Linked DNA regions of Mus musculus: regions 2 and 3 are each linked to region 1. The links are chromatin loops, found by intact Hi-C in ENCODE. Cell type or tissue: heart. All regions are shown on one strand. Links, peaks and the distances in the headings refer to the core of each region. The heading gives the core; the rest is flanking DNA.

Region 1 (10,945 bases), core at 2,946-10,945:
GTATGAGAAGGATATTGCTGCCTACAGAGCTAAAGGAAAACCTGATGCAGCGAAAAAGGGGGTGGTCAAGGCTGAAAAGAGCAAGAAAAAGAAGGAAGAGGAAGATGAGGAGGAGGATGAAGAGGATGAGGAAGAGGAGGAAGACGAGGAAGATGAAGATGAAGAAGATGATGATGAATAAGTTGGTTCTAGCGCAGTTTTTTTTTCTTGTCTATAAAGCATTTAACCCCCCTGTACACAACTCACTCCTTTTAAAGAAAAAAAGAACATCATGTTGTAAGTATTCATCTTTTGGCATCCAAGAAGAGAGAGGGGGAAGAGGGAAATGGAGAGAGAGAAAGAGGGGATGAAGAAGAGGAGAAGGAGAAGGAGGGAGGAATAGAGATAAAATGGCTCAGGACAAGGCAGCCTTCAAAAGCACATCTCAGTGGTCCATTCCCAACCAACCCTCCCATCCCAGCTCCCAAACTTTCTACCAACTCAAGCTAGCTAGCGCCACCAGCTGGGGAGCAAACCTTCAACACAAGAATCAACTGGTGACAGTGGAAACTTTTAGACCTCAAGAGCTGCATAGTCCGAACATATTATTTGGGCACCCTTGATCTCAGGGGACAATAGATGCTTCAGTAACAAGTGCAAAGTCAAAATGAGTTTGACTCCAAGGTCAGGAGACATAGGTGTGATGGAAAAAGATGTCATGTGTTTGTGGGCAGGTGCGGAGGGATGTGCTTCCCAGAGGAGGTGACCTTGAGAGTCTGGGGTCAAGGATATTCTTGTGCTACATGTTTGGAACGGAGATAACTGAGGCAGACAACAGATGGTCTCCAGGAACTATTAGTCTCTGTACTTGCCTGAGAGTCTGTAGCAGCTGTGGTTGGTCATGGGAGATCTTTAGTGCACTGCAGTACAGGTAGAACTAGGGTGCAGCTATGATAGTGGTGATGTTGGAGAAACCTACCCCAACAAATTTTGTATCAACTGATTATCAAAAAATTGAAATGTAAGGCTGTGTAAGATTTGTTTTTAAACTGTACAGTGTCTTTTTTTGTATAGTTAACACACTACCGAATGTGTCTTTAGATAGCCCTGTCCTGGTGGTATTTTCAATAGCCACTAACCTTGCCTGGTACAGTCTGGGGGTTGTAAATTGGCATGGAAATTTAAAGCAGGTTCTTGTTGGTGCACAGCACAAATTAGTTATATATGAGGACAGTAGTTTGGTTTTTTGGTTTTTTTTTTTTCTTTTGGTTTTCTTTTTGGGTTTTATTTTTTTCATCTTCAGTTGTCTCTGATGCAGCTTATACGAAGATAATTGTTCTGTTAACTGAATACCACTCTGTAATTGCAAAAAAAAAATTGCAGCTGTTTTGTTGACATTCTGAATGCTTCTAAGTAAATACAATTTTTTTTATTTAAAAAAAATGTATTTCCAAATGGTATAGACAAATTAAATATATATGTGAGTAAACATATATATAAATGCAGCCATATTCATATGTAAATATGTGAACATATATGATCTTATAAATATGTATATAATACACATAAAAATACATATAAACCCATTACATATACATGTCAAACTCACAAATATAGGTATATGAACATGTACATAGCATAATATCAGCACATAATATATAACTGTTACATGTATTAACTGCTAAATTTACACAAAGGACAATGAGTTTCACTACTCTTTTACAATCTTATTATAATATTTCAGAAACGTGTCTAAACACAAAGTAGATGGGAAAGATGTAAATGCTTCTGGGAGAAGTACTCTACTATGGTCAGCATTCATTAAGGACTTGGCAAGAACAAATTTAGTAACATACTTCCCAGAAGGCGTCTAGTAGATGGTTACAAATGAGTTCACTAGCTAGAGCCTTAAGAAATCCATCAATTTACTTAACCTGAGAAAACTACTAACTTAAAAAAATCTTACAGACATGTTTTGAAGCAGCAGAGAACAGGAAAGCCAAGAATTTCAGCCTCTAAGAAGTGAGACTAGGATATAGCAGAGTGTTCAAACCACAGGCTATGCTGGCCAAATATGGAATATGTTGGGCTTCCAGCTGCTACCAGCAGCTGACAAGTGATTCACGGTCAAGGCTATTTGACCTCTTTACTACATGTGCCAAATATGCTTCTAAAAGTTCCAAGTAAATTTTTAAAAAGGGCATTTTCCCAATATTTTACTATTAAAACTGATTACAGGCTTTAAGGGGTATTGTTAAAATTGAGATTCCTGAGGAGAAAAGATCAAGTGTACAGCTCACCAATTAAAGCAAGCTATATTTAGCTGTTAATCCCGGACTGGACAGCACTGCAGACCGGTCAGAGAGGCAGCCCCTGCTGGCCTCTTGAAGTCCCTCTTATAGGAGAGATAAGGTGTTTTAAGCAATGAGAGGGTTAGCTGTTACACATTGTTAGAAGGATACAAGGAAAATGGAAGGGGCAAAGGCAAGGATACAGATCAAGTGAACGGGGTTACAAGCAATTTACATCAGACCTAAGAAACAGAGTCTTACTCAGAATTACAACAAGAAACCTTATTTAGCAAGGATGTAACACAGAACAAACGGAGACTTACCCCTTAACTAGGACTTAACATAGATTTACAGAAATGTCTTAATTATAAATAGAAACCTTATTTTGCAAGGACATAACACGGGACCAACAGAAACTTCTTAATTACAATTAGAAATCTTAACTTGCAAGAAAATTTTTTTTAACTGTGTTAATTGTTATTAGTTCTGAGCTCTTAGCCTGCAAGGTATATCATCCCTTTTTGGGGTCCCATTAATTTGCCAGGTATATTGCTCCTGTTTGGATCTCATGGTATATTAATGGTAAAAGCACTTGCTTAACAAATGTGAGGCCCAGTGTTCAATCCCCAATACTGCAAATAAATAAATATAAATAAATACACCACCTCACTATAAAATAATGTAATATGTACTCATTGCAGGAAATCTGAAAAAATATACAAAGTGTTAAAAAGCACAAAAATCATCCATAATGTCAGTAACAAGTCACAAGTACATGAAATTCTGATCCTAGCCTACCTAGAGGGTCATTTAACATAGTTTGGAGTCAAACTGCTTATTCAACTTGGATGTCTACCATGCTTAACATTATAGTATAAGTAGTTCCTACATCATTAACATATTTTGCTTAGCATAAAAAAACTGTGAATTCTCTTTAGAAATTGATTCAAATGATTCCAAGGTATTATGATGAAATTTTTAAAAAATTAAGTGAAAGGTTATGTGCTGGGTTAACAACAGCCTTTATTTTACTGTGACACAAAATGAAATTTGAAAGAACCATCAAAGGAGCTCATCTCTAGTAAATACAATTTCATCACACATTAACTCTAATTATGCATCTAAACAGTTCACTATGTAACTGTGTTTGCTTCAAATACATAAATATATATAACATGATATACAGATGCATAAAGATTTCACACTCATATATACATACATACACATATGAACATACAGATGTATGTGATACACACATGTACACACAAAATTCCATATAAACCCACAAATAAAATATGTCGTACACACAAATACAGACTTAAGCATACACATAACACCATAATGCATAACTATTACATATTACGAGTAGTAAATTTAGATGATGGACAAGGGATCAAACAAGTTGAAAAATCATCAGGCAATAAAAATGTGTTTCATAAGGACAATGGTCAAGTGTCTCCTATCGTACTGCTACAAACAAGGGAAAAAAAAAAAAAAACCACTAAAAAGTCTGTGTGTCGTGATGGTACAAATTATAGTCCTGGTACTCAGAACGCTGAGGCAGGAGGACTATGAGCTCAAGGCCAGCCTAAGCTACACAGAAAGTTGTAGGCTAACCTGTGCTACACAAGCCCATTTCAGAGCAAAACAAAACCTGAAAACTTGTATGTTCACAACAGGGTAAGGAATACAAACAATTTAACTCAACATCTCTATAAGGTGACTGGTTTCAGACCCTGGACAAGGGTCTAAAATGCATATTTTACATATCAAAGCAAACCTGGCCTCCAAGTTCTCCCAGCATCCCTTAGTCTCTACCTGGTAGACCCTGCCACCAACGTTGAGCTTTATAGCCCAGGGGTTGGGCTGCCCTTCCACTAGAGGCTCCTCCCTATATAATCCAGACATTTTTTCATTTTGCCCTCCTCTTCTTCTCCTCCTCCTCCTCCTCCTCCTCCTTTTCCTCTCCTCCTCTTCTCTTCCTTCCCTTATCTCTCTGTGCTTGCCCTTTCTCTCATTCTCCTCCCCGACCCCCAGTCCCCATGGCGACTCTTCTGGCTTCAATCCTTGGGGCCAGTGAACTTGCCCAAGAGCAGCCTCATAATAAACCTATCTTTAATATAATATAATATAATATAATATGGCTTGAATTGGCTCATTTCACCTGGGGCAAAGAGATAACTTAACAGTGACTCCTCTCCTCAGGAAAAACAGTGCTGAAAACCGGAGTCAATTGGTGAGAAAATCAAGCGGCAAAGTTCAAACTACAGCAAGCATATCAACTCCACATATTCACACACCACACTGCTTGAGGCAACATGTATTCTAAAAGAGAAAGCTCTACAGTGGCCTGGAGACGCTGGGACAAAATGCTGGATGCACTGCACACCCACTCTGTGATCTTGCAGTCACAGAGACAGCCTTTTGTCATTCACTCAGCAAAAGTTTACTGAACTCTTAACTGTGTGCCTGGCTCTCTTCTAGGCAACGATGTTTAAGCATGGGACCTGATTTTGCACTGTAATGGAAGAGAAGTCGAAGAACAAAACATACCACTCTTACCATCAAATACTCGATCTACAAACTTAGGGTCAGATCTGTATTTGTTTTCTGGGTTAGAGATACCTGTTCCATTCTCTTGCCGCTACTTATAAAGCCAAGCAAAACTCAAAGAACGCACTGCCCAGGGTGGCAGACTTGTGCTCTGACTTCTGCTTTGATGTAGGTTCCTGGGCCCATACCCAAGCTTGTGAGGACTCTAGCGATTGCGGAGCTGAAGTTATCGTGGTTTAAATTGGTCATGATTTTGACAAGTTCCCCTGCTGTCTTGTGAGAACACAAGCGAGGAGGTGGTTGGATTCTGGGAATTTCTTAGAGGTAAAGGAAAGTATTTTGAAAACACAATGGGGAAAGTGTGTGACTAATAGAAAAAGAAAAAGCAAAACAAAACATCGAGGTGAATGCTGAGGAATTGAGAGAAAGAAGTCAGTTACAGAGAATACACTAGATGCTGAACTAAGAACTCACTTAAGTCAGGGATGTCTGACCTCGGAAAGGAGTGGATATCAGGGGCCTGTGGGTAAAGACAACCCAGTCCATGCCTGTATTGGCAGGTAGGGAAAGGCAACACTCAGCAGGGAGAGAAGGAAGACCTCTAGGAAGAGAAACAAAACACACACAGGTGCTGGGAGGGAACGCTGTCTATATGAGGAAAGGGATGGAGGGAAAGCAGAAAAAGGTCTGGTGGGCAGAAAGGCACAGAGAAGAAAGCTTGGGAGTGGACACAGAACACAGTAGGGATTCCAGTCCCTAATCCTGAGACCCAGAGGAGGAAGGGAGGGGGAGGAGCTGCGTCTGCGAGTGCACTTGGAGGGAAAGCAGCAAGATGCACACAGGCGGAGGAGTGCGAACCTCAGGGAGTCTGACCCAGAGTAAGAAGGAACCATTCTCCGCGTCCTGCGGGCCGAGGACGCACGTGACATTACGCACAACAAAAGGCCGCCAGCCCACGCTCAGCGCTAGATCCCAAGATGCCCAGACACGCAGGTCTAGGGCTCTGCTTCGCCTCTGCGGAAGGGGGAGGGGGGCGGACAACAAAGGACGAAGACACCACCTAAGAACCAGGGAGTCGCCCACTCACCTCCTTGGGCTCAACTCCCACGTGGGACGCTAGAGGTCTGCGCGTGCTCGCCCCAGGCTCCCGGATGAGGTGTTCCTGAGCTGCCTGACGTCACTAAAAGCTGAGTGAGGCTATCCCGGATAACCAGATCCAAGGCCGCAAGAGCGGACGCTTCCTTTTCCGTTGCTGTCTCGAGCTCTGCAGCTTTTAGTCCCGGCAAACTGCTGAGGCTTAATGAAAGGAAAACCTCGAGCCACCTGTCCCAGACTGCGCGAACCTCCTACGAGAGGTCATCCTTTTGCAATAGTACCTACCTACCCCTGTCTCCCCACCCTCCTTATGCGGGATGTGACCCAGGGCGCCCAGCGAGTCCAGCGCCCTTCCATTTGTTATCCCTAGGTAATCCCTAGGGATTGCCTTTCCTCAGCAATTAAAGAATTTAAAAGCAGGAAAAATCTCTAAGGTGACAGCAGCAAGGAAACTGAAACGTAGCACGCAGGAGCAGACAGAAATCAGCCCATTCAGAAGAGATTTTACTAGGGGGTAAGGAAGAACACAGAAAAGACGCTCTGTAAAGCAACCCAGCTTCCTCTCCGAGACAGTTTTTTCATCTTTTGACTCTTAAGTTTGGAGAGTTCGGTTTGAAGACAGGACAGGTGACTACAAAATGCAGTTGCTTATCAACTAGTTACCTGTCAACACCTGTACTATTCATCCAGCTACAGTATCCTGGGATTTCTATAACATGTAATGAATTTGGACACTGCCATGAATTTATTGGCTATTTGAATTTCCTCTTTCAAAACGGCACAGAACCAAAGCGTTTTCGCACATTTTCAATGAGGTTTTTTTTATTTTTTTAATCTTTGAGATGCTGGATCCTTAACATATTTAACTATGAGCTACAATGGTCTCTTTTTTTTATTGTCATTTCACTTATATGGACTTTCTGATGCATATGAATTCTTAAATTTACTATAACCTTTCTCTGATACCCATTTCACTTTAAAATGTTTGCCTATCCAAGATGACAAAAAAAAAAAAAGTTTGATATTCTCAACTAGAAGCTTCAAGCCGCCTTTCCATTTAAATAGTTTGTCTATCAAACTATAGCCCCTGGATAAATGCTACTCCGAATCTTGTGGTTTTGGACAAAGAGTATTTTATTATAGTTTTGTCTTTTGGTTGTTTGGGGTTTTTTTGTTTTGTTTTGTTTTGTTTTTTGTTTTTGTGGTTTTTGCAACTGAGTTTATGTAGTCCATGCTGATTGGAACTTGTGGCAATCATCCTGTTACTGCCTCTAAGCGCTGAGATTTACAAGTAAGCACCACCAGTCTGGCTTACTTTAAAAAATGAAACTGAATCTTCTGTAATTTTCACTGTGAAATACAATTTTTAAAAAATCAGAGTCCATATGTAAAACTTTATTGGACACATCCACACACATTTGCCTACAAATCATCTATAGCTCCTTCCACATTACAGTCATCGGTGGCTGAGTAGTTGCAGCGGAAATGATATTGAACACAGTTTAAAATACAACTTTTCCCTTGCAGAAAAAAAAAATGCTGATCTGTGGGATAAGGTATAGATTTTAACTATATAAATTATTTTCCCCAAACCACAAGAAAACACTTCACACCACTAGGGCAAAAAAAATAAATTAATATTGGTAAGGACATGAAGAAGTCAAAGTAGTCATACATCAGTCAAACGTAAAGTGAACATCATTTCCTCAAAAAAGCAAACAAAGATCCAGCAATTCCACTCCTAAGCATCTACCCAAGAGTACTGAAAATTTATTGGCACATGAGTTTGTATGTTTTTAGGACAGCACTATTCTTAGTAGCCAAAAAAAAGGAAGCTGAAATGTCCATCAACCAATAAGCAAGATAAGGTTTTAATCATATGGCAAAATATTTTTCAGCCACAAAAAGGACCTTGAACATACAACATGAACCTTTAGAACATTATGCTAAATGAAATGAAGTTACAAAGGGCCACATGTCTTATTTTTCCATTGATCTGCAATGTAAAGAATTGGCAAATGCACAGTGAAAAGAGACTGGTGATTGACAGAGTCAGAGGAATGGGAGGATGCTAATATGTACAAAGGGCTTTTCTATGGATAATGAAAAATTTCCTCACAACCACCCATAATGAAATCTGATGCCCTCTTCTGGTGTGTCTGAAGATAGCTACAGTGTACTTGTGTTTAATAATAAATAAATCTAAAAGAAAGAAAGAAAGAAAGGAAGGAAGAAAGAAAGAAAGAAAGAAAGAAAGAAAGAAAGAAAGAAAGAAAGAGAGAGAAAGAAAGATGTCCTGAAATTACAGAATGGAAGTGACTCAACTTGTGAGAATATCATGAACCACTGAATAGTCCCTTTAATTTTAAAAACTTGAACACTAGTCTATTTTATCAGAAATGACCATTAATGCTGAATACCTATGGTTATTAAAGCATAGATACAAGTATAAACTTATTTACTTGGTTTTTTTTTTTTTTTTTTTTTTTTTTTTTGGCTAGGACTTCATTGTTCATATTCTGAAACCATTATCTTCAGAATCATAGATTAGATGTTTTCCTGTAAATGGGTTTACCCTTGCACAAAGCTTTGTTCTCCATACCTGTCTCTGCAATGAAGCCATTTCTTTAACTGTGTGTGACTCATGAAGACGTTCCATCTCTGACTTGTTCCTCCCTGTAACTCACATGGTGGAAGGTTTCTCATCCCTAAATCCTAACCTCTTGTTGCATGACATCATACCCCTTACATATCACACATGTAATTGCCTTTCATTGGGAAAGGAAATGAATGATCAAGCTTTTTAAAACTGTAATCATATTTATCCAACATAGACACCCCATCCCCTTTCTCAGCTTTACTTTTCTCTCAGGCATCAACCACCATCTGATACATGCTGTGCAATTATTCTTCTCCCCTGCTGAACTGCAAACACCTTGTTCTGCCTTCTGCTACAGTACCAACTCTTACTGCACGTACTCCATACAGTTGCTGAAATAAGAAAGACATGAAGTTGATGAGCAGTCTGCAGGCAGGCATACTTGAGCACTGATAACTTGAAAATCAAAAGGATATAGGTTAATGTTAACTAGTTAAGACACTGAGCATAATTTTAAATGTTCCCCATCTCCATGTTGGAGGTAAAATCTGCTCTGGCACTGACACATTCTTGGGCTCCAGACATGCTTGATGAGGCTGAAATATGCCTCCTTCTTGGCCAACCAAGCAGACGGGGATGGGATTAAAGTTACAAGAAAGTTACTCTATCTTTTCTGAGATTTCTTTCCACAAATGGCTACTTACAGAACTTATTTTATTATTATTTCTTATTGTTTGGGTCAGGGTCTCACTATGTAGCCCCTAGCGGTCCTGGAATTCACTTTGTAAACCAGGCTGGCCTCAAACTCAGAGATCCACCTGCTTCTGCCTCCTGAGTTCTGGCATTAAAGGTGTATGCCACCATGCCCATGAACATTCATAGTATTTAAATCTCTAAACGAGTAATAAAATTCAAGGCTGTTAAAGTGGTGAACTCACAGAGGCCAACAGAGGCAAAATAAGTCTTCTTTTCCTTTAAAAAAAAATTGTTGCTATGGAGTGGAAAGGGTTGGTTTACTTAACTTGCTTGGTAAAAGAACACACTTCTGTCAGGAGTCTAAAAAGAACTATCAAGTGAAGTTTATCACCTACAGATAATATAACAAATTACCACAAAAAAAAAAAAAAAAAACCCAAAAACAAAAACAAACAAACAAACAAAAAAAACGTGGCTTAAAACCGCACATCAGGTATTCAACAGACTGTAAGGACAGGAATAGTTCCTTCTGGGGAGACTCGGGGGGAAGGATGCACTTTCTTGCCTCTCTGGCTTTCAGAAGCCACTCATATGTGGATTCTCCAGCCTTAAAGCCAGGAACAGTAAGTTAAGCACTGTTCAAAGTCAGGAAAAGTAAAATAATGTTCAGTCTTTGAAATACTCTATATTCACTTTCTCCATCTGATTCCAGCCCAAGTTTTCTCTACCTATTTAAGGGCTGTGTGATTACAGGATACTTGTCCTGATATTCCATTATACTCTTCTGTCTGTTCCCCAGTCAGGCCTACGACTGAAAATTGCCCAGGTTGCACTGGAAGTCATCTGGAACTCTCCCAACTCAAATCTCACCTTTCCCCCTTTAGTCAAAAGTGTCCACCTTCTATACAGCCGTCATTTTCGCTACACCAGTTTTCCCTGCTCATCTGAGAAAACTAGGTTTAGAAAAGAGCAAGGGGAAACAGTTCACCCTCACACAAATCCCATGTGAACTTACTACAATTTCAGAGTTGACACCTCTTCCTTGCGGTGCTTCCCTCAGGTTTCTTGTTCCAGAATCTGAAATGCAGTATCAAGAAGCAGGGACACTACTAACACTAATGGTACATGCATGTTTTACTTGAGAATAACAGACACCAAAGTGCTGCACCCTTGAGTGATATAGACAGTCCACTAGGTATTTGCTAATGCCTTATTCATACACATAACATGAGGACCTGAACTCTACACAAATTAGTATCCGAAATAATCAACAACAGTGAAGGCAGGTGACAACTGAAATACAGTTCAATATTGTTCATTATAGAGACAATCTGTAAGCTACAAATGATTGTGTGGTGTGTGTGTGTGTGTGTGTGTGTGTGTGTGTGTGTGTATACCAATCACAGTACTCAATAATATTCTGAGATAATAACTGTTCCAAGGACTATTTTTGTAGGATATCTGACAATATCTTTGGCCTCTACTCACTAGGCACCAGTCCCTTCCCATCATACGGGTGCTAGGAACCAAACCCAGGTCCTCTGGAAGAATAACAAGTGCTGTCTACCACTCTCTCTCTATCCCCATCATATGATAACCATCTTGCTGTCAAGGGCATGCATACAGAAGACTGAGATGTCTAACTTCCTTATGAATCTACTCAACAGTCTTAATCATCTCAAAACAGGCTTATGATTCTCTCTTCACAGGAACCAAAAGGTAGAAGACAGGA
Region 2 (10,945 bases), core at 1,815-9,814, 250 kb after region 1:
GAGTGGCTGCAGCCTCTTGAGCAGCAGGAAGAGGCCCAGATTCCAGGAGCTCTAGGGAGAAAGAGTGGGGTCAGGCAGCTCAAGAAAGTTTCCACCTTTCTTAGAGGTGCTAGGTTTCAGACATAAGGGAGATATGGGCACAATCTCGAAGCTGGGAAAGACAAGGTAGGGCAGCTGAAGGCCCAGTGGGAATGGTGTCAAATAGGGTTTTCTGGAAGCACTGGTTTGTGCATCTGTATCTCTGTGAGTCAGCCTATCCTATGATGCTTGGAAATGGGGCTATGGTGGTCAGGGACAGTGTCTGTGCTGGCTGGACTGGAAGGGAGAGAAAGGCACACTGGAACTATTTTATCTCGTAGGGCCTGGCTCAGTAAGTGGAGTAGCTTTGCCCATCTAGGTTTTAGGGCCTGCCCACTTTGCCTGCTCTCACCTGGATTCCCCAACAACTCTGTCTCCTCTTTCATTGGTAGGTTCAGTGGCAATTCCTGCATGGCTCCTTGGGGAGTCTCAGCCCCAGGGTCTGGAGTCTGAAGCTTGATGTGAGGTCTTGGCTGGAAGCTGGAGGGTTCCATCTTCTCTGATAGGACCTCCTTGCCCTGCACCTGGACTGTGACCTACAGAGATGCACAGACCAGGGAGAGAGAGGGGCTGGGCACAACCCATGGTCTACGGGCACCAACTCCAATATAAACTGACTAGGTCATCCAAAGTCCTGAACTTCCCCTTCCCCTCTTTTGACCTTGAGCAGAAAGCAAAAGGACTATTTGCGCGTAGAGGGGATTGCATGGTACCCTTTGTGTCTCATCTAGCTGTGGGGATGACAGATAATACAGGAATTAGCTCTTATCCTGAGAAGCCTCACAAAGGATCCGTTATAGGTGGACACATCTATATGACCAAGGAGCATGTCTGGCTGGGCATGGCACTTCTAGAGTGAGGCAAAACATGACAATGCTCCAGCCCTGACCGTCTTTTCCGTTTCTGACTCACCCATTTCCGAGGTCCATCAAGCTCCCATCGAAGTCTGTCAACCAAGGCAGCAGCCTCTTCAGGGCTGCCTGGCCACTGCCCTTGCACTTGGGCCTGGATCTCAGGGGGCAGTGCACCCAGGAACTGCTCCAGCACCAAGAGCTCTAGCACCTGTTCCTTGGAATGTACTTCTGGGCGTAGCCACTGGTGACACAGTTCTCGGAGCTGGGCCAGGGCTTCCTGAGGACCTATTGCATCCTCATACCGGAAGCACCGGAAGCGTAGACGTGCAGCCTCAAGGCCTGGGTCCCACAATATATCTTCTCTCTCATCGTCGCTGTCAGAGTCCTCCAGCTTCACCAGAGCAGGCTCATTTTCTGGGGGTGCACAGCCCGAGGAGCCCAGCACAGTGGGTCTCATCAGGAGTACCAGATCCGGTCTTTGAGGCCAGTGTCTGTCCCTAGGGAAGGAATAGTACAAGGCATGTGTAATAAGGACAGCCAGGGGCAGCGAATGCTGACTGAGTGCCATGCTGTGTCCTTTCATCCGAGACCTTCGCCATGAAGAGGACACCCGAGGGAACAGGCACTGACAGGCCAGCCACACCCCAGAGATCCGTGGGAACTCTATATGAGCCATGTGCTTTGTAGACCTCATTTCCGCCGGGCCTATATAGTGTCTGGTAGCTTACTCTGTTCTAAATACAGGCTGTTGCTTAAGCTTAGAAACATTTCTCTTCCCTACATCCTATTCTTTTCTATAGCTGCATCTCTACTTGCACCCAGACATCAGTACCACTGCTGCCTCCTCCTGGACTCCCAATAAGAGTCCCTGTGGACAGCCTTTTGCGGTGGAACAAACAAGTCCCTTAATGTTTTCTACCCAGTCTTGGACTTGGCCTCTCTCTCAGGCCCCAACATTCCTTTCCCAATGTGGTATCAAGGGGACAGCCCTACTCCACCCAATCCCCCATCTCAGCTTCTCTCAGGCCAACAGGTTTCCATATATCTCCAATACCAGAAGCCAACTCATCACATCCAACAGCGATACAAGTCTTCAGCTCTCTAGTTTAGTTGGTTGGGAGGTGACTGGGACTTCTGGGTACCCTTAAAGGCTCTCAACTCATTAGACCAACAGTCTGCAAGGGTACTACTTTTGCTGTGCCTATGTCAGCTATAGTTTCCTCACTTGTAAAAAGGACTGACTTCTCCCATGATACTTTCTGCAACTGGGACTTTGTGAAAATCTAAATTTACTATTGCAGTGGCATCAGCTTAGAGGCAGCTTGATTTCTGTGGGTTACACCTCTGCTCTTTAGGGTGCTAAGTCAACTCGAAACCCTGAGAGAAACTTGGAACAGCCATAAAGCAAGAAGAGGTTCCGGAAATACATTTCCCAGAAGTCTAAGTGAGCATCCTCGCTTTAGGGTGCCAATGTGTCCGGTCGCCGTGGCACCTGTGGCGATCAGCGCGGTAGCGCGTCAGCACAGGGCCGGTTTGCTGGGAGTTCCTGGACCCCCTACCGGCGCTCCGGGTCTAGCTAGACAGCTGGAATCCCAGAGTCCACTCTACCCAGACTCCTCCCTAGGCCTTGAGGTGAAGGGACTCCCAGCCTTCCTTCAATGCTCCGAGGGAGGCTGTGCCCTCGTGAACATGCGCACTCTCGTTCGCTTGCTCCATATCAAACTACATATCCCAGACTGCTTTGCGCGCAGCTCCAAGCCCTTCTGCCCTTCCCCCACCCCAGCCTCCGTTTCTACCCTTCTTCCCGTCCCTAGGGGATTGCGCTGGTTGCAATAATCAGCTCGCACTCCTGGACGTCTCTTCCCACACTCCCGGCCACGAATTCAGGCGTCAGGGCCCCGACGACGTGCACAATCCTCTCGGGGGGCAACGGATTCAAGCACCACCTTCCAGACTGCGCATGCCCCCACCACTTTTTTTTTTTTTTTTTTTTTTTAAATGTCAGTTCTCTACCGGCCTTCCAGGGATTTGCAGGGTTCTGCACCAATCACCGCTCTCACTAGGACGCCGTCTCCCCGTCTCCATGGCAACGACGGGTTCGAAAAAGAGCGTCCGCTGGGCTACCTGCGGAACCACTGAAAGAAAGGCTTAGCAAAATGCTTTCTGGGAGTCGTAGTTTGGAGGGTGCTGTGTGGGTGCGCAAACGCAGCACCACCGGATCTCTTTTGTATTTCTGCGCGGTGGGTAGGAGTGAGCGGGACTCCATGGTAACTAAGGGACCAAACCTGGTGGTATCCTAGGTAACGACCGCACTACTTGGTTTAAGAAAGGTCAGGATCTGTGGCGAAGCCAAGGGGAAGGGACAGGGACACAAATACCCAACGAGATGTCTATACAGGAAGGCAGAGATAGCCCCATACAGAGTCGGGGGAGAGGATGAGAGGGGTGGGAAAATTGTGAGGGGGAGACTGGATGCTAGGAGAGACTGAATATAAGTGAACACACATAGGTATGAATGAAAAGGGGGGAGGGTTAGTCATTAGAATCAGAGTTAGAACCTGAGTCATGTCAGAAAATTTAGGAAGAAGAGAGAAGCAGAAAGGGATTGGGATTAGGAAAGTGAGACATCGAAACTCTAGGGGCCAACCCAGAGTACAAAGGTAAGTGGGGAGAAATTAGAGATATAGTAAAGATGTTAATAGAGATACGGTAAAACGGACTGATAGGTTTCAAAGACTGAGGGATGGCAACAAAAAATTAGATGTGCGTGTGGGGGAAACATTTTCAGAGAAAACTCACACAAAAAATGACAACACACCAGAAAGAGGACGGGGACCAGTCCTCTAGTTTCCTAGCATCATTTACCAAACAATATTGCGACACCTGACTACTTAAACATTACCTCTCCTCCCCCATTTTTTAAATCTGTGATTGAAGTCGTAACACTATTCTGGTAGAAATTGACTTACAAGAAGCTGACAGGTAGCCGGGCGTGGTGGCGCACACCTTTAATCCCAGCACTTGAGAGGCAGAGGAAGGCGGATTTCTGAGTTCGAGGCCAGCCTGGTCTACAGAGTGAGTTCCAGGACAGCCAGGGCTATACAGAGAAATCCTGTCTTGGAAAACAAAACAAAACAAAACAAACAAACAAACAAAAAAAGAAGCTGACAGGTTGCAAATGAGTTCTGCCCAGCCATCACCTGGAAGGTAGCTAAATATCTCTTTATCCCTACACCTAACCTTTTGTTTTATTTCAGATTCATTTAGATTCATTTGTTGCATCTTCCTGAAACTACCTTTTGCTACCTTTCTGTTTTCCTTGAGGTAGTGGAAGCCAGATGCTGGGGTGAAAACCTAGCTCAGAGAGGTAGAAAAAGCACCCAGGTGACCTTCTTTCTCAGCTGAAGTTCCACCGCAAATCTCTCTCTCTGTCCCAAGAAACCTTCACATTGAATGTCCTCCCCCACTTCTACTTTCTGAATGTCTATCTGTCCTCTGGGTTCCCTTTCTCTCTCTCTCTCTCTCTCTCTCTCTCTCTCTCTCTCTCTCTCTCTCGCACGTGCGTGTGCATGTGCGTGTGCATGTGCGTGTGTATGTGTGTGTTTCTTAATATGTCTATGTTCAGTCTCTGTCAACTGGCTTCTTGTTCTGCTTCTTGACCTATGGTTGACTTTATTTAATCCTGTTTACAATACTCAAGCAGAAAGCTCTTGGATTAAAGGTGTGTGCTATGGCGGAACCACACCACAACTAAAAACAGTTTTTTTTTTAACCCCAATAAATAACACAACCTTGGGGTTTACAGTGTGATATCCTGCAACACATAAGTTTTTGACACATCCTTGAGAGTTGTGGTTCTAATCTAAAAATAATTTATTTTAGACAAGATTTCACTATGATATCCTGGAACTCTATGTAAACAGAGTACCCTCATACTTAAAGATCACCCTGCTCTTCCTTCCAAGGACCTGTGCTATGGCCACTGTGCCCAGTCTTTTGTTTTTGGTAATGTCTGGAGTAGCCTAGGTAGGCCTCTAGCTCACTGTATAGCTATTGAGCTTGAACACCAGACCCTTTTGCCTTTACCTCCCAGTTGTTGGGTGGTGACTGTTAACACCGGAAAAGGGAGAAATAAGAGAAAGCACTGAGCAGTGAACCAGCCTGAAGCTGGAGCCCCATTATAAAAACAATAAATCTTGTAGCATCAGGTCCAGCAAGCTGCAGTGGTTTGATTGCGCTTCAGTGGCTCCTGGGCAGCCCCGAGGGCCTGCTGTTTGTAGCTCAGGTGGTCTCTTTCTCGTGCTGGCTCCACTTATTATCTGTGTCTTTTCTCAGCAGCCACACCATGTGCTGCATTCCCACCATCTCCAACATCTTGAGGGTCTTCACCCTTAGGGCATCACACACTGCCCTCTTGTGGGTGGGAGAGGAGGAGGTGTCTCCCAAAGACTAAGAGGAAGAAAAGTACAAACCAGCACTGTGGCCTGGTCAGTGTTCATGCGTGTGCTTGGTCAGTGCCCTCCAGTAGCAGAAGTTTAGCAGGACTGTTGTATCTGACCTGAATTCTGGAGTGGTGGCATCTAAGCTTCAAAGTAGTTTTTTGTCAGTGATTGTTATCTGAGATTTTATAGGGTTGTTCGTTTGAAGGGTACTCAGAGCCTTTGCATAACTTAGTCTGGAGACGTGCCTGGCAAACCAGGAAGTCTCTTATGGCTGAAAATTGCTTAGGTGATGGTCTTTTCTGACAACAGCAGCTTCAGAGAAAGTGGTTTTGATATGTGGAAATTGACTTGCTAAAAGTGCCTTTAGTGAAACAATAAAAAGCTTTTAGGGACCATCCGGTCCTGAGCGGCTGATCCCCCCCTGCTGCTTGAGAAGCCTAAATCCATCCTGCAGTGTCCCTCTTTTCTTTGGATCAGCATAAGGACACCCTCTGTGGACATGCAAACTGACTCAATCTCTCTGGTAGATCCTCTCTTTCCCCTCTCTCCTTTTAGCTAGTACTGTTCCAGTGAAAATTGCATCTCTCTTTCTCTGTCTCTCTGTCTTTCTGTCTCTCTGTCTCTCTCTGACTCTGTCTGTGCTCTGTCTCTGTCTGTCTGTCTGTCTGTCTGTCTGTCTGTCTCTCTCTCTCTCTCTCACACACACACACACACACACACACACACACACACACACACTCACACAGTCTCACTATGCCCTGACTGTCCTGGAATTCACTTTGTAGACCAGCCAGGCTGGCTTCAAATTCACAGAGATCTGCCTGCCTTTGCCTCCCCAGTGCTAGGATTGGTCATGCACAACCATACCCAGTATTGTTTATTCCCCAGACTTCTGATTACATTGACAGCTAAGGTAACTGTAGTTTGACAGCTAGAAAAACTTTCACAGATGTAATCTGTTATCTCCTTACCTGCCTTTAATGGGGTTAATGTGTTTTACAACCACTGAGGTATCCACAACTTTCAACCTACTCCTTTTCTGGTAAGCTTGCCCCTGCCTCCCTGAAACAGAATATTAATATGTAGGTCTGCTTGTCCTCAAACTCTCTGTGTGGACCAGTCTCAAACTTACAGTGATCCACCTGCCTCTGCTTTTCCAACGCTTGGATTAAATCATTTGCCACCATTCCTGGCCAAGGCATTTGTGTGTGTGTCTGTCTGTCTTTTTTTTTTTTTTTTTTTTTTTTTAGATTTATTATTATATCTAAGTACACTGTAGCTGTCTTCGGATGCACCAGAAGAGGGCGTCAGATCTCATTATGGATGGTTGTGAGCCACTATGTGGTTGTTGGAATTTGAACTCAGGACCTTCGGAAGAGCAGTCAGTGCTCTTAACCACTGAGCCATCTCTCCAGGCCCCCCCCCCCCTTTTAAAAAAGATTTATTTATTTTATGTATATGAGTACACTGTAGCTGTACAGATGCTTGTGAGCCCTCATGTGGCTGTTGAAAATTGAATTTAGGACCTCTGCTTGCTCTGGTCAACCCTACTCACTCTGACCCAAAGATTAATTTATTATTATAAATAAGTACACTGTAGCTGTCCTCAGACACACCAGAACAGGGAGTCAGATCTCATTACGGGTGGTTGTGAACCACCATGTGGTTGCTGGGATTTGAACTTAGGTCCTTCGGAAGAGCAGTCCGGTGCTCTTCCCTACTGAGCTATCTCGTCAGCCCTGTTTATTATTTTTTAAAGATTTATTTATTTATGTATATTAGTATACAGTAGCTGTCTTCACACAAACCAGAAGAGGGCATCAGATATCAGGTCCCATTACAGATGGGTGTGAGCCACAATCCACAATGTGGTTTCGACGAATTGAACTCAGAACCTCTGGAAAGAGCAGTCTGTGCTGTTAACCTTTGAGCCATCTCTCCAGCCTGCCTGTTAAGTTTATAAGTACCACATATGTGTTGGTTTCCACACTGGTCAGAAGTGAAGGGACTCTAACCAGCACAAACATGGCAAATGTGGCACTGGCGGGCATTGCCCTTCTCTCCAACTCCTTCTGTCTAGAAAAAAATTCTTAAATTACATCCCTAAAGCTAGCCATCAAGGTCTGTTTCCTTAGTTGGCCACTTCCTCCTTCTGGGGTTGTTTATCAAAGTCTAGCTATCAAAGTATTGAAGTCCACCAATCAAAAGCCCCCTTTGTCTTACCTAATTAACATGACTAACTAAAATTATGCATCTTGGGGGCTGGCTCAGAGGTTAAGAGCACTGATCGCTCTTCCAGAGGTTCTGAGTTCAATTCCCAACCACCACATGGTGGCTCACAACCATCTATAATGGGACCCGGTGATCTCTTCTGGTGTGTCTGAAGACAGTTACAGGTTACTCATATACATAAAATAAATCTTTAAAAAGAATTAAGCACCTCATCCTAATATCTTTATCGTTATGAGCTGCCATTTGCCAGAGGGACGCGTCTCCTCTCTATCGGGAGGCAGTCCTTCGCCTCTCTTCAAGACAAGTACCCCTCCTCCCTCTCTCTTGTTTCCTTTGTCTTCTCCTTTGTCTTCTCTCTCCAGTCTTTGTCTTTTTATTTCCTGCCTTTTGTCTCTGTAGGACAAATAAATCTCCTTTGTGCTAAGAATTTGGTCTTGGGGTCCTGCACTGATACCAGTCCTTTTAAGAAGGCATGGAATCAGCCCGGAAGTGGTGGCGCACGCCTTTAATCCCAGCACTTGGGAGGCAGAGGCAGGTGGATTTCTGAGTTCGAGGCCAGCCTAGTCTACACAGTGAGTTCCAGGACAACCAGGGCTACACAGAGAAACCCTGTCTCGAAAACCAACCAACCAACCAAAAAAGAAGGCATGGAATGAATCCCTTGTGTCACGAGCAAGAGGATAGATGCACATTGTTAATATAACAAAAGTTACACGTTATTATGCTGAGGGTCATCATACAAAGTTCACACTCTGAAGGCTGTTCACCTGTGTGACATAGCTGAAAAAGTCAGGTTCAGTTTCTTTTTCTTTCTTTCTTTTTTTGATGTTACTGAGTTCTGGTTATCAGGGTGCAGTCCTGGATGTAGTGGTTTTCCTGACTAAGCTATTTTTTTTTTTTTGGTTTTTGGTTTTTTTGAGACAGGGTTTCTGGCTGGCCTCGAACTCAGAAATCCGCCTGCCTCTCCTCCCGAGTGCCGGGATTAAAGGCGTGCGCCACCACACCCGGCTGATATGTTTTAACAATATTTCTGTTGTGCTTTGTTTGTTTGTTTCCAGTTCTTAGCTAGGCAAAGTAGCCAATGAATACACTATAACCAGAATCTGGTATGCTATAGTTAACATGGTTATTACTGTGATGGAACACAGTGATTAAAAGCAAGTCGGGGAGGAAAGGGTTATTTTGGATTACACTTCCACAGTACTGATCATTACTGAGGAAGTTAGGTCCTCAAACTCAGATGTGTGTGTGTGTGTGTGTGTGTGTGTGTGTGTGTGTGTGTGTGAACCTGGTGTTGTGTAATAGTTTCTTCCAGTGTGTTTGAAAGCCATCTTACAGGAATCATCCATCCTGACCAAGTACGTTTTATTCCAGGGATGCAGGGATGGTTTAATATACGAAAATCCATCAATGTAATCCATTATATAAACAAACTCAAAGACAAAAACCACATGATCATCTCGTTAGATGCAGAAAAAGCATTTGACAAGATCCAACACCCATTCATGATAAAAGTTTTGGAAAGATCAGGAATTCAGGGCCCATACCTAAACATGATAAAAGCAATCTACAGCAAACCAGTAGCCAACATCAAAGTAAATGGTGAGAAGCTGGAAGCAATCCCACTAAAATCAGGGACTAGACAAGGCTGCCCACTTTCTCCCTACCTCTTCAAAATAGTACTTGAAATATTAGCCAAGCAATTCGACAACAAAAGGAGATCAAGGGGATACAAATTGGAAAGGAGGAAGTCAAAATATCACTTTATGCAGAAGATATGATAGTATATATAAGTGACCCTAAAAATTCCATCAGAGAACTCCTAAACCTGATAAACAGCTTCGGTGAAGTAGCTGGATATAAAATTAACTCAAACAAGTCAATGGCCTTTCTCTACACAAAGAATAAACAGGCTGAGAAAGAAATTAGGGAAACAACACCCTTCTCAATAGTCACAAATAATATAAAATATCTTGGCGTGACTCTAAGGAAGTGAAAGATCTGTATGATAAAAACTTCAAGTCCCTGAAGAAAGAAATTAAAGAAGATCTCAGAAGATGGAAAGATCTCCCATGCTCATGGATTGGCAGGATCAATATAGTAAAAATGGCTATCTTGCCAAAAGCAATCTACAGATTCAATGCAATTCCCATAAAAATTCCAACTCAATTCTTCAACGAATTAGAAAGAGCAATCTGCAAATTCATCTGGAATAACAAAAAACCTAGGATAGCAAAAACTCTTCTCAAGGATAAAAGAACCTCTGGTGAAATCACCATGCCTGACCTAAAGCTGTACTACAGAGCAATTGTGATAAAAACTGCATGGTACTGGTATACTGACAGACAAGTAGACCAATGGAATAGAATTGAAGACCCAGAAATGAACCCACACACCTATGGTCACTTGATCTTCGACAAGGGAGCTAAAACCATGCAGTGGAAGAAAGACAGCATTTTCAACAAATGGTGCTGGCACAACTGGTTGTTATCATGTAGAAAAATGCGAATCGACCCATTCCTCTCTCCTTGTACTAAGGTCAAATCTAAGTGGATCAAGGAACTTCACATAAAACCAGAGACACTGAAACTTATAGAGGAGAAAGTGGGGAAAAGCCTCGAAGATATGGGCACAGGGGAAAAATTTCTGAATAGAACAGCAATGGCTTGTGCTGTAAGATCGAGGATTGACAAATGGGACCTCATGAAACTGCAAAGCTTCTGCAAGGCAAAAGACACCGTCAATAAGACAAAAAGACCACCAACAGATTGGGAAAGGATCTTTACCTATCTTAAATCAGATAGGGGACTAATATCCAATATATATAAAGAACTCAAGAGGGTGGACTCCAGAAAATCAAATAACCCCCTTAAAAGATGGGGCTCAGAGCTGAACAAAGAATTCTCACCCGAGGAATACCGAAAGGCTGAGAAGCACCTGAGAAAATGTTCAACATCCTTAATCATCAGGGAAATGCAAATCAAAACAACCCTGAGATTCCATCTCACACCAGTCAGAATGGCTAAGATGAAAAATTCAGGTGACAGCAGATGCTGGCGTGGATGTGGAGAAAGAGGAACACTCCTCCATTGTTGGAGGGATTGCAGGCTTGTACAACCACTCTGGAAATCAGTCTGGCGGTTCCTCAGAAAATTGGACATAGTACTACCGGAGGATCCCGCAATACCTCTCCTGGGCATATATCCAAAAGATGTCCCAACCGGTAAGAAGGACACATGCTCCACTATGTTCACAGCAGCCTTATTTATAATAGCCAGAAGCTGGAAAGAACCCAGATGCCCCTCAACAGAGGAATGGATAAAAAAAATGTGGTACATT
Region 3 (10,945 bases), core at 1,525-9,524, 320 kb before region 1:
GCTTTGGGAGATAATAGACAGTCTAGCTGTCTTGGTACAAAATTAGAACAGGGTAGTCGTTAAGAGGAAATGTATTCGTAAACAACAAGGTAAGTTTTGTATATTTGATAGTCAGCTTCTAAAACGGACCTCTATAAGATATTCTAGTAACTCATAGAACTCTTTTGAAGACAATATATACAGTCAAAATGTTTTTAGTTCTCTTGTGTTTTTCACCGTTAATACTGTATTTCACTTATTAATATTAATCTGTATTTTTAAAACAATGTTAATAATGATATGTGATAGTTTTATCTTTGTTTTCATCACCATAGACATCAAGGCAGTATCCTACTTAAAATTAAGAATTAGGTGGTGATACATCTTATCAGAAACGTATTCAGCCATTCAGAGGGTTCTGTTTTTCATTGCCTTGTTGTTAGATCATAGTCTACAGTCTACAGGTGTCTCCTATGCAGATCCAGCTTATGTTGGATTGTTTTTTAGATGCCCTTGGGTTCTGTGTAGGACTTTGTCATGCTCCTTTTTTCTTGTGTTACATTTAGTCACTGTTTTGTACCACAGTCATAATCTGATCCTTCTCTGTAGGTACCCTCATGGACCAGTCTTGGGGGATGGCAGCTCCTGAGCCTTCTGTCTCCTGGGGTGAGTCAAGAACCTGTACCCTCAGCTGTGTCGGGTGCCATGTACTAACGTCTTCCTTCAGTGATCTGCCATAGCTGAGGTCAGAGCTGGTGACCCAGTGGTTCTTTAGAACGGGAGCTTGTAGTCCCGCTCTCAATACAGAGCTGGAATAAAGAGGGGTCAGAACAGTATGTGTAGGGGTGGTGTGGTGATGACATCTCTAGGACAGATAACACAAGAATTAGTGTCTAGAGACTTAGGGCTCAGACCAGAAAGGCTGTGAGGATTCACATGTCACCTTCTCCAAGACCCATCTCCTTCATCTGTGGGGTAAAGAAGTAGCTTTCTTCCTTACTGGTGATGGTAGGAGCAGCAGCAGGGCCTCGTACTTCTCATTTCCATAGGGTACATGATGAACTTCTGCTAGGAAGTGGTGCCTCCATGACTTCTTTTTCTATTCACAGCTCTGTGTCCTCAGGATCCAGCATGGCACATGGAGGGAAGCGCTGAGGAGGACGGAAGAAAGACAGGTGGGCTCCCAGTAGCCCAAGTCGAGGTGAGATGGAACTTCTGCTTTTCCTTGAAAGGTCACTGTGTTCCCGGGTTTTCCCTGACCACCCTAGTTGATACTGTTCCTTAATTTACAGCAGCAAGAGGTCAAGGAGTCAGCATAGGTCAAGGAGTCAGCCAATTAGCGATTCCTGAATGCAGGTATGGGAATCCAGTCAGTTTTCTATGATACAGAGCTTTGCTGTCACCCTGCCTCTCCACAGAGCTGAGACACATCTCTGTCATCAGCTCTTCTGAGAGAGATGAATGAAAGCCATTTTTAGCTGTCAACCCTTACTCCTTCCCCCAAACTCCTTACTTACGTGTTCAGAATCAGATTCAGGCTGGATACTAATATACTCTATGCTTGCTCTGGGAACAAGAACAGGTGTAAGCCTTTACCTAGAGGACCTAACAGTCCACTTTCTAAGGTGGCACACTTGGTTAATGAGACTTTACAGTTAGCCTGGGTCTAGTCATGCTCTGACACAAGAAGCCTGAGATGTGGAGGGAAGCCCTAAACTCTGCTACAGCTCAGTCCACCGATGCCTTGAGAGATGAGACATAGTCTGCATAGAGGTCAGTGGGGTTACAGAATTGTGAAGGGGGACGTTACCTTGACTAATAAGCAAAGAGGTAAAAGCAATGCATCAGGTGGGCACATCCTGGTAAGCAGCTGTCTGGCCTGCCTGAAGCTCCACGGGTATGTTAAAGATCTGGGGTGAACTCTGTGACTGGTATCTGCATTCAGGCTGATTTTAGTTAGGAGAGTCTAGGAAGAACCCAGGTGGGCCTGCACTCCTGTTGCCAACCTACAAACCTCAGAATTGTTGGCTTCACGAGGCACCATGATCCAGAATTTGTCTGGAAAGGTGTGTGCAGGGGAGAGGCTGTGAGAGGCAGGCTGGTGTCAAAGGCTTCAGTCTGATCAGGGTCTGGAAGCTGGAAGTAGATAGAGTAAGATCAGCAAGATCCACGGGGAGTCCAGCAGGGCTCTGGGAGTGTAAGAGCACCCTGGGTAACTCCTCAGAGAGCACAGGACAGGAGTGTTGGTATGGGAATACTGTCACTGTTCTCCCTCACATCTAGGTTCTTCATCAGATCCAGCCATTTTTTTTTCTCTTTTAAAAATATAATAGCTTTATTGAGATAATATCTACAGACTAGAAAGTTGACCCTTTTAAGTCGTACAGTTCATTGGTTTTTAATATAGTCACAAAATGGTGCTTCCAGCTTCTCATTCTAGAATATTTCTGTCTCCCCAAAAAGAACTCTTTATTCTTTATATCTCTTAGTAGTCACTCCCTTTCTTCCTATTTCCAGTCCCTGGAAACCACTCGTCAATTTCCAACTCTGTGGATTTGCCTGGTCTAGGCATTTAATTTAAATGGAATCATAACATATGACATTTTGAATCTGGCTTCTTCAACTTGGCACGTTTTAAGGGTTATTAATTTAAAATCATTTTGAAAATATATTTGTTTTTATATGTGTGGGGGTGCACATGTGGAGATGGGACGGGGGTAGAGTGGTCTGAGGACAGCTTGAAGAGTTGGCTTTCTCCTTCATGTGCGTTCCAGACATTGAATTCAGAATTTAAATGCCAGGCTTAGAAGCAAGTGACTTTACTCACTGACACATCTTTCCAACCTATTATTTCTTAATTTTTAAATAAAAGATTTTTATTTATCTGTATGGGTATTTTGCCTGCATGTATGTCTGTGCACTTGTAGAGCAACCAGTGCTCTTAACTGCTGAACAATCTCTCTAGCCACGTAGAATTTTCTGAGTGTGTGTGTATACCCAGGTACCCAAAGAGATGAGAAGGTATTGGGTCCTTTATAGATAGAGTTAAATGTGTTTGTGAGCTGCCTAACATGAGTCCTAGGATCAGAACATCGGTGCACATGATAGAATAGCAAGTGTGTTTAAATGCTAAGCCTCCATGTGTCAGTTTATATTTTAAAATGCCCTAGAGCAGTGTTTCTCAGTGTGTGGGTCAAGACCTCTTTGGAGGTCAAATGGCCCTTTCACAGAAGTTGCATATCAGATATTTACATTACAATTTATAACAGTAGCCAAATTACAATTATGAAGTAGCAACAAAAATAATTTTATGGTTGGGGTTCACCACAACATGAGGAACTGAAGCACAGCATTAAGAAGGTTGAAAACGACTGATACAGAGTTTCTTTTCATGACTCAGGCTCAGTTAGCCACACCCCCCGCCCCCCATTCTCTCTTTCCAGTTTTGTAAATCTTAATGTTTCCAAATGGAAATTTTTTTTTAAAAAATGAATAAAATTTTAATTTATTCTGCTTACTCTCTACTATGAAAAGGAAAAAGTAGTTTGAATATTTAGGTCTTTTACTTGTAACTTAAAATAATGAAACGATAAAGTAAGATAATGTGAAATACCAAGATAAATGTTTTAAAGTAGCATCTCTATTTAACTTTATGCCTTCCCTCACATTAAAAAAATAATAATAAAACCTCCTCCTACAGTTTCAAAGCTGACAGGTGAACTGCATTGAAAGTGTGCTGTCATCACATGGCAGTCCCACTGTCCCTGGGAAGCAGAAGGGCCTGGATGGAGGGATACAGGGTGATGGTTATCTGGCTTCAGAACTTGAGTGGCCAAGGCTCACTGCTGTCACAATATGAACATCATTTCCACATCCTGTGACAAAACCATCAGCAGTAAAGGTAGGCTAGGAAGACTAGCGGGTCACGAGTCAGTCTCGGGAGAGTACAAGTTAGCTAGGATCCAATGCTGTGAAGAAGCCTGACTAACCGCTATGCTGTACTCTATGGTTAACCTATGTGAGCGATTCTGAAAATGACTAGTTATTGCTGAGAAAAATAAAACAGTTAAATAACAACACTTTGTAATGTCTGAAGAGTTGTGATTTCTGAGAACGCAGTCCTGGCTCTCTTCCCAGATCACTACTTTGGAATTTTCCCTGTTGGAAACTTGGACTTTAATTTTGAACTGTTCTTGTATTGGTTTCTTAAGATCCTCCTTAGCCTGGAACTTGCTATTGCGTTGGCATGGAACTCAGAAGAGATCTACTCTACTTCCCTCTGCCTCCCCGGTCCTGGGTCCAAGGCATTCGTCACCACAGCCAGCTAGAACTTCCCAATTAAGCAGGATTGTGAGGTACACAATGAGCCTGTTGTTCCTGTATGGCTCTCTCCAAGTTAATTACTGAAATAAAGCATTCACCTGGTGGAAACATCAAAAGCTGCCATCTCAGCTGTATCTTGGAAATGTGTCAGTAAAATTTTATCTAGTAGAACCCTAGATCCTGTTCTTTCATAGAATAGTGAAAACAGTTTTAGTGATAATATCCCAGTTTGCTTAAAAAAATAACCAGGGAGCTTACCAAATCCGCAAATGCTCTCTATAATGATCCACCAAGGCTTTCTACATGACAGTTGAGAGGCTTGGCTAACATGAGTGCACTCGTTATCCATTATGTGCAAAGACTGTTTTCTACGAAGATCTTGTGTTGAAATGCTAATACTAGCCAGGTATGATAGGACATGCTTATAGTCTTAGCACTTTGGAGGCTAAGGCAGGAGAACCATGAGTTTGAGGTCCTGTCCTTGAAGTAAATAAATAAATATAAATAAGCAAGCTGGGGACTGGAGAGATGGCTCTGTGCTTGAGAGCACTTATTGTTCAGAGGACCTGAGTTTGGTTCCCAGCATCCATGATAGGTGGTTCACAACTACATGTGACTCTAGCTCCAGAGGATCTGATACCCTGCTCTGGATTTGACTGGCACCTTCACACAGTGCCATACATTTACACAGACACACATGCATAAATAAAAAAATAAATATTAGCCCCTAGCAACAACAACAAACAGAAAAGACTGACTAGTAAGATGGGCCAGCAGGCAGTATGCTTGCCAACTAACAGTCCTTGGTGGATGAAGAGAGCTGACTTCACAAGTGTCCCATGGCATATACCCACACAGGCACTAATATAAATTAAAAATATAGCACCCAAAACATATATATAGAATTAATAATGAAAAAACTTATGAATGCCATAGGTTCCATGAAGGAGGAAACTTGGGGAGTTGAGACAGTTAGCAGCTTTATGAAGCAGACAGCTAAGATGTAGTTCATCAGCCTTAGGCCCCATGGTTTAAGTGTGGCTAGTTTGCAAACATCCCAGGAATGCCTAGGTAAAGAAAGGCACAACATACATACAAAGTAATATATATACAAGGACATTTGCAAGAATTTGAAACATTTCCGCAAGTCATTCCACCATATGACTGGAAGATACAGGCCCGGCTTGTGAGCATTACCTGTGCTCTGCAGTCTCACCCCAGTACCTCAGGTAACTCGGAACCCTTTATTTCTTCCCTGCTCTTGGTGATGAGGATGTCCTCCGCAGAAACTGCTGCCTACTGCCATCCACTATCACTTTCAGCTGCTGGGTTTTTCATTTTTATTTGCAGACTAAAGGTATTTAATGGGCCTTTATCCCTGAGATGAGGCCTCCTTTGATTTTGTGGCCCCAACATGGTATATTCACCTGGAGGACTAACTGTCTTTACAGGCCTAGTTTGATATTTCTTTTTAAAATTCTGGATATTTTTTGGCAAGCTCTGTAATTACAACAAAGTATAAAGAGTAATTAAACCCTATCTCTGAATAAACAGCTACTGTAGCCAGGTGTGACGGCATATGCCTTAAATAACAGGACTAGAGAGGCAGAGACATTCAGACATCTATGTTCCAGGCCAGCCTGATTTGTATATCAAGCTCTAGGCTAGGCAGGGATGCATATAGAGACCCTGTCTCAAGAAACAAACCACAGAGGGAGGGAGACCTTCCCTGACAAATCCTGTAGTTAATTGTTTTACCATATTTGCTTTATTTTTCAGTCTTTACTTAGTCTTCAATCTGTTGGAGAAAGTGAACATGAATGGATTCCTTGTATACAGAGTCCATTTTTATATGTAGAACTTTAGGCAATACAATCTCTTTCACAAATCTACAACTAGCTTTGAAGGTTTTTGGTTTTGTTTATGTGTAATGGGTGTTGTACCTGCATGTTTGTCTATGCCCCGAGTGCATACAATGCCTGTGGAATCCAGAAGAGGGCAGTGGATTACCTAAGACTGGAGTTACTGCTGGTTGTGAGCTGCCTGCCATGTGGGTGTTGGGAATTAAAACCAGTACTGTGCAACAGCAATCAATGCTCTTTACCCTGGAGCCATCTCTTCAGCTCTGTGTGTAGTTTTTTAAAAGCCTACTTTGATAAAGTTTGAGGTATTTTCTCATTGGTAGAAATAAACAGGTCAGGTTTGTTCTTTCTTACTCCCAGGAACTACCCTTCACCAAATTCCATTCTACCCATCCTTTTATGGATGGGCTTCTAAATCTTCTACTGCTGTTCTCACTGCCATTTCAGCCAAAGCTGTGCCAGTGTTCTGTTATCTCACGTTGTATATGTTTAACTGCTTGCTTATGTATGACCCTAGAAGCAGAATTTTACTGGGTCTTGGGATTTAGGGAGTGTTGTTGTTGTTGTTGTTGTTGCTGCTGCTGCTAGTATCTCCATGCTGGTCTCCTATAACTGCAGCCACCTCCGTTCTGAGAGAAAATACCCATTTTCTTACATCTTTGCTCACACTTAACATCAGGTGGTGGTGTTGTTTTTAGTTGTGAGGTCAGAAAGGTGCTTGTAAATACATTACTTTAGTTTGAATGTATTTGATTGCTAGTATGTATTTTTATGTATTTTTTACCATCTGTTTCTTTCTCTTTACCTTGTGCTCCTTAACTCCCAGATAGTAGATTCAGCCAACTCTCTGTCTGGAGAGGTTTCAATGCAAATCAGAACAGGATGCTACAGGACAAAAATTAGTTCAGTGAGGGAGTGGATGGAAAGAATTCTGTACTGGAAATAGATTCCTGGGCTCCTATCTCTGCCAAGACTATGACACACAAGGGGGATAATCAGACAGTGTTAGTTATCTAAGAAAACCAATATTCAGCAGAAGAGTCCAAAAAGAATATAAAGGATAGAACTACTTTAAGAAATAATATAGAACTGGGTGGTGATGGTATACACCTTTAATCCCACCGCTTGAGAGGCAGAGGCAGGCAGATCTCTTGAGTTTGAAGCCAGCCTGGTCTATAGAGTGAGTTCCAAGACAACCAAGGATACACAGAGAGACTCTCTTGAACACCAATAACACAGGGTATCATAAAAGATGCAAAAGCCACCAACCATAAACAAAGATACACTTAATAACATCAATAATCATCTTAACTTGCAAGAGAATAACTGATATCTTCATATATATGGTCATTTGTGTGTGTGTGTGTGTGTGTGTGTGTGTGTGCACAGGACATAGGAAGCATGTGGAAAAGGTGGTTGCTAGAAATTCGAGAGTTATGGAGGATGAGATAAAGAGAAAGAAACAAGGACTAGAAACTCCAGGGTGGTAAGCATGGCCTCTCAGCTTGCCTAAGAAAATTCATTGTGCTTACATTTTTACAATTCTCTGTCAAGTTGTAGAAACAACAGGAAATTTGAAGGAAGCAGGTCTGGGTCAAACTTCAACAAGAAAAGTAGGGAATTGACTTTGTCACCAATGTTGGAGAGTATTTTATGAAGAGAGTATAGTATGTTCAACACTTTTAGGTGCTTTGTGTGGAAAAGGCGAAGGCGGATATCCACATCCCAGCTTAATAGTCTCAAAGCAGCAGGGTGAGACCTTGCTGAAAATAAGATTCATCAGTGCATGTGCATTCTCCCCAGATGCTTCAGGATAGGTCAGCAGCAGTGATGGGCTCCAGGGAGACTGAATGTGTCAGGGTGTCTGCAAGGGTTCAGTTTGGGGTTATAAGGCAGTCTTTGCAAAAGAATCAGGGGTTTGTGTAAAGTAGATCATCTTCGGAAGGTAGAGTAAATCCAGTTCTGTTGGGCAGAGTAAAAAAAAAAAAAATGTATATTGAATACTAGGTAGTGAGGGCTAGTTGACAGGTTGTTGATAAGATGTGATAAACAGACACAAAGGAGGGCTGTGGGAAAAGTGGTATGGGAGGTGAGAAAAAAGCCAGAAGCTGTGGAGGGGAGTCAGAGGACCCCAAGAGTGCATCTGGTGCATTCGTGATACACATATGAGCCCAGCAGGTTTGTCTAAGGGTTGATTATATATCAGTGAATGATGTAACCAGAGAGTCATATTCTAGTCAGTTATTTGGACCTTGAAAATAGAAAGGTCCTTGGGTCTAAGGTGCAAATAGATGCACGGTTTGTGGCCTACCACCCATACACTGTTCCTGTAACAGTAACACCTCATGTTCCACTCTGAACATGGCCAGACACCAAGTCTCACATTGACTTCTTAGAAGTATAAAGATAGAATCATTGCAGAAGTCAGACACATCAGATTGGGGTTCATCTTCTCTAGTTTTCTAGGTTCCATTTTCCTTTTCCCCTTTTGATTTTATGTTTTTCTTTGCTTAGAAACAAGTTCTTACAGGGTTGTGTAGGCAGACTTCAAACTTAGATCCTTCTGCATTGATGTTCTGAGTCCCTGAGTTATAGACCTGTCTCATGCCTGGTTTCTATTTTTATTTTTGGCACCATCATTGCGAAGGCTTATATTGAACCTGGTAACTCAGCTCATACCTTCTTGCTTCAGTCCCTGATGAGTAACTGGTTTTGCAGGTGGATGCTACTATGCTAGCCAGTTTCAATTTTTTTCTAACTCAACTGTTTTTGACCACTGCTATAACAAATACCCTCAGCCCAGGTTGCTCTGGGCCATCTTGCTCATACTTAGTTCTAGTCCTTTGATGGAAGTGACCAGTGAGGAAACTTTCTCCTGTGATCAGGATGGCAGATTCCAGATCACCTTCCAGGTCCCAGGTCCACATACAGGAGCAAAGGTTTTTCTACCACAAGCTCTCTGGGCCATAGGTACCCTCTTTCTACTTTGGTCTCAGATGCTATTCATGTAATGAGAGGACAGGGCATTGTCAAGGTGGGTGGAATTTCTGTTCATAGTGGCCATTATTATCAGAACTAGTTTCTAATAAATAAACTGGGAAATACATTGAAGATCCTCTATGTGTCTCTTAACTGCCTCCAGGTTTCTCTTTTTGACTCATGATGTTTAATTAATGTTGTGTGTGCATATTCCCCTCTAGATTTTGAGATGTCTTGATGAATACGCTTTTTGCTGTGCTACTCAGTTAAACTTGACACATAACAGCTAGAATCTTTTATTTAAAAAAAAAAATGAGACAGGTCTCTCTTTATATAGACCAGGCTGTCCTGGAACTCACTATGTAGTCCAGACTGGTCTCAAACTCACAGAGATCCACCTACCTCTGCCTCCCAAGTGCTTTATTAAAGTAAATCACCACACCTGGCCAGATTTTTGAACCCTTCTAGTGTGTCCTTTACATCCTGTCTCCTCTCCTCAAAGGCTATCAGCCTCATTCTATCCCTAGAAAATTCGGAAAGGCTGGCCTCTGGCTGAGAAGGATCATATATGCTCTTTCAGGAACCAGTGACTTTCAAAGATGTGGCTGTGGCCTTTACCCAAGAAGAATGGGGACAGCTAGACCTTGTTCAGCGGACTCTGTACCGTGATGTGATGCTGGAGACCTATGGACACCTACTTTCTGTGGGTAAGGTGAAAACTGACAAAGCCATTTCCTCCACAGTGTCTTCAGCTATCCTGTGAAAGAAGTATGTTGTATCTCTGAGGGGCTAAGATTATCTTGAACTTTGAAATTCAGGGATGAAATTCCTAATGTTTATGAAAGTATGAAAGGAGAAGGCTGTGTATATTCTGCATGAGGAAGACTAGGCAAGGGAAGATTTCCTTGGCAACTCCATAACTTTCTCACCAAAGTCACATGTCTTCCCTCCATATGTAGGGAATCAGATTGCTAAGCCTGAAGTCATCTCCCTTTTGGAACAAGGAGAAGAGCCATGGTCAGTGGAGCAAGGATATCCTAAAAGCAGTTGTCCAGGTGAGGTGATGCCCCAGGCATAAATGAAGAACTTGACCTCAAAGCTCTCCTTTTTGAGAAATGGGCTAAAGGTGGAGAAGTTATTTTCTGATACATTCAGAATTCCCTCGAGGGTGTTTTCAACTTCATGTTTCCTTTTCATCTACTACTGATTGAGAGCAGAGCCTCTCATAAAACTACATTGTATCCTAAGTCATTCCCCCAACCCCACACCACACACACACACACACACACACACTTTTCTGTCTGCTTTGTGGTTGTTCATATTTCCTGTAACTTCCCTAAGCTAAGGTCTCAGATATTTACCTATGTTAAAATTTATTTTTAAAATTCTAAACTGTAGTCTATGGCTTTAAAGACTTATTTACAAAAAATAGTTTTTGAATATAGACTGTTTTCTCATGGTTTAAAAAAGTCAAAGCGACATAAAATGTGTGTTGAAATCTCACATACACTCACTGCTCTGTACCACATTGCCACTTTCTGGTGCTTCTCGGTGTACCGGTCACCACTTCTCTTTTCCTTGGCAATTGCTTGGTTTGTTACTGCCTTATTGTTGTATTGTTGTCTTATCTCTAAAATCAGATAAGTCAATCCTATTCGCTGGGTAATTTCACTGGGTGTGGTGGTGCATGCCTTTAATTCTGAACACTTGGGAGGCAGAGGCAGGTGAGTTCAAGGCTAACCTGGTCTACATATTGAGTTGTAGGACAGGCAAGGCTACATAGAAACCCTGTCCGCAAAAAC

The links. Hi-C counts contacts between places; a loop is a spot of excess contacts. Peaks named below come from ENCODE experiments on the same cell type or tissue, not always from the same donor. Only the 100,000 strongest peaks of a DNase experiment are listed, where the experiment ranks them.
Region 2: it touches region 1 in a loop (2.4-fold over the local background); 3 of 42 quality-filtered maps call a loop at or near these places.
Region 3: a loop joins it to region 1, with 2.7 times the contacts of the local background. A loop is called at or near these places in 5 of 42 quality-filtered maps.

The regions. Positions count from the first base shown.
Region 1 is chr7:12,797,684-12,808,628 of GRCm38, forward strand. It overlaps Zfp329 (zinc finger protein 329), which reads right to left. Exons shown (of 2, transcript NM_026046.3): 2 at 6,095-10,945. It also overlaps a transcript of Zscan18 not described here. Among named protein-coding and RNA genes, the nearest start is that of Zfp329, 16 kb to the right of the region's middle. In heart, for the core only: no CTCF peak of the experiment used is centred there; a DNase peak (open chromatin) is centred at 5,958; H3K4me3 peaks cover 1,587 bases; H3K27ac peaks cover 1,357 bases.
Region 2 is chr7:13,051,753-13,062,697 of GRCm38, forward strand. Mzf1 (myeloid zinc finger 1) reads right to left here and starts at 3,012. Exons shown (of 6, transcript NM_145819.2): 1 at 2,729-3,012; 2 at 991-1,429; 3 at 431-614; 4 at 1-51. The coding sequence starts at 1,389. In heart, for the core only: a CTCF peak has its summit at 5,345 (motif pointing left); DNase peaks (open chromatin) are centred at 2,689 and 3,029; H3K4me3 peaks cover 1,855 bases; H3K27ac peaks cover 1,419 bases.
Region 3 is chr7:12,479,847-12,490,791 of GRCm38, forward strand. Zfp606 (zinc finger protein 606) reads left to right here. Exons shown (of 7, transcript NM_026112.4): 3 at 589-645; 4 at 1,089-1,180; 5 at 9,724-9,850; 6 at 10,103-10,198. Among named protein-coding and RNA genes, the nearest start is that of Zfp606, 7.0 kb to the left of the region's middle. In heart, for the core only: no CTCF peak of the experiment used is centred there; no DNase peak of the experiment used is centred there.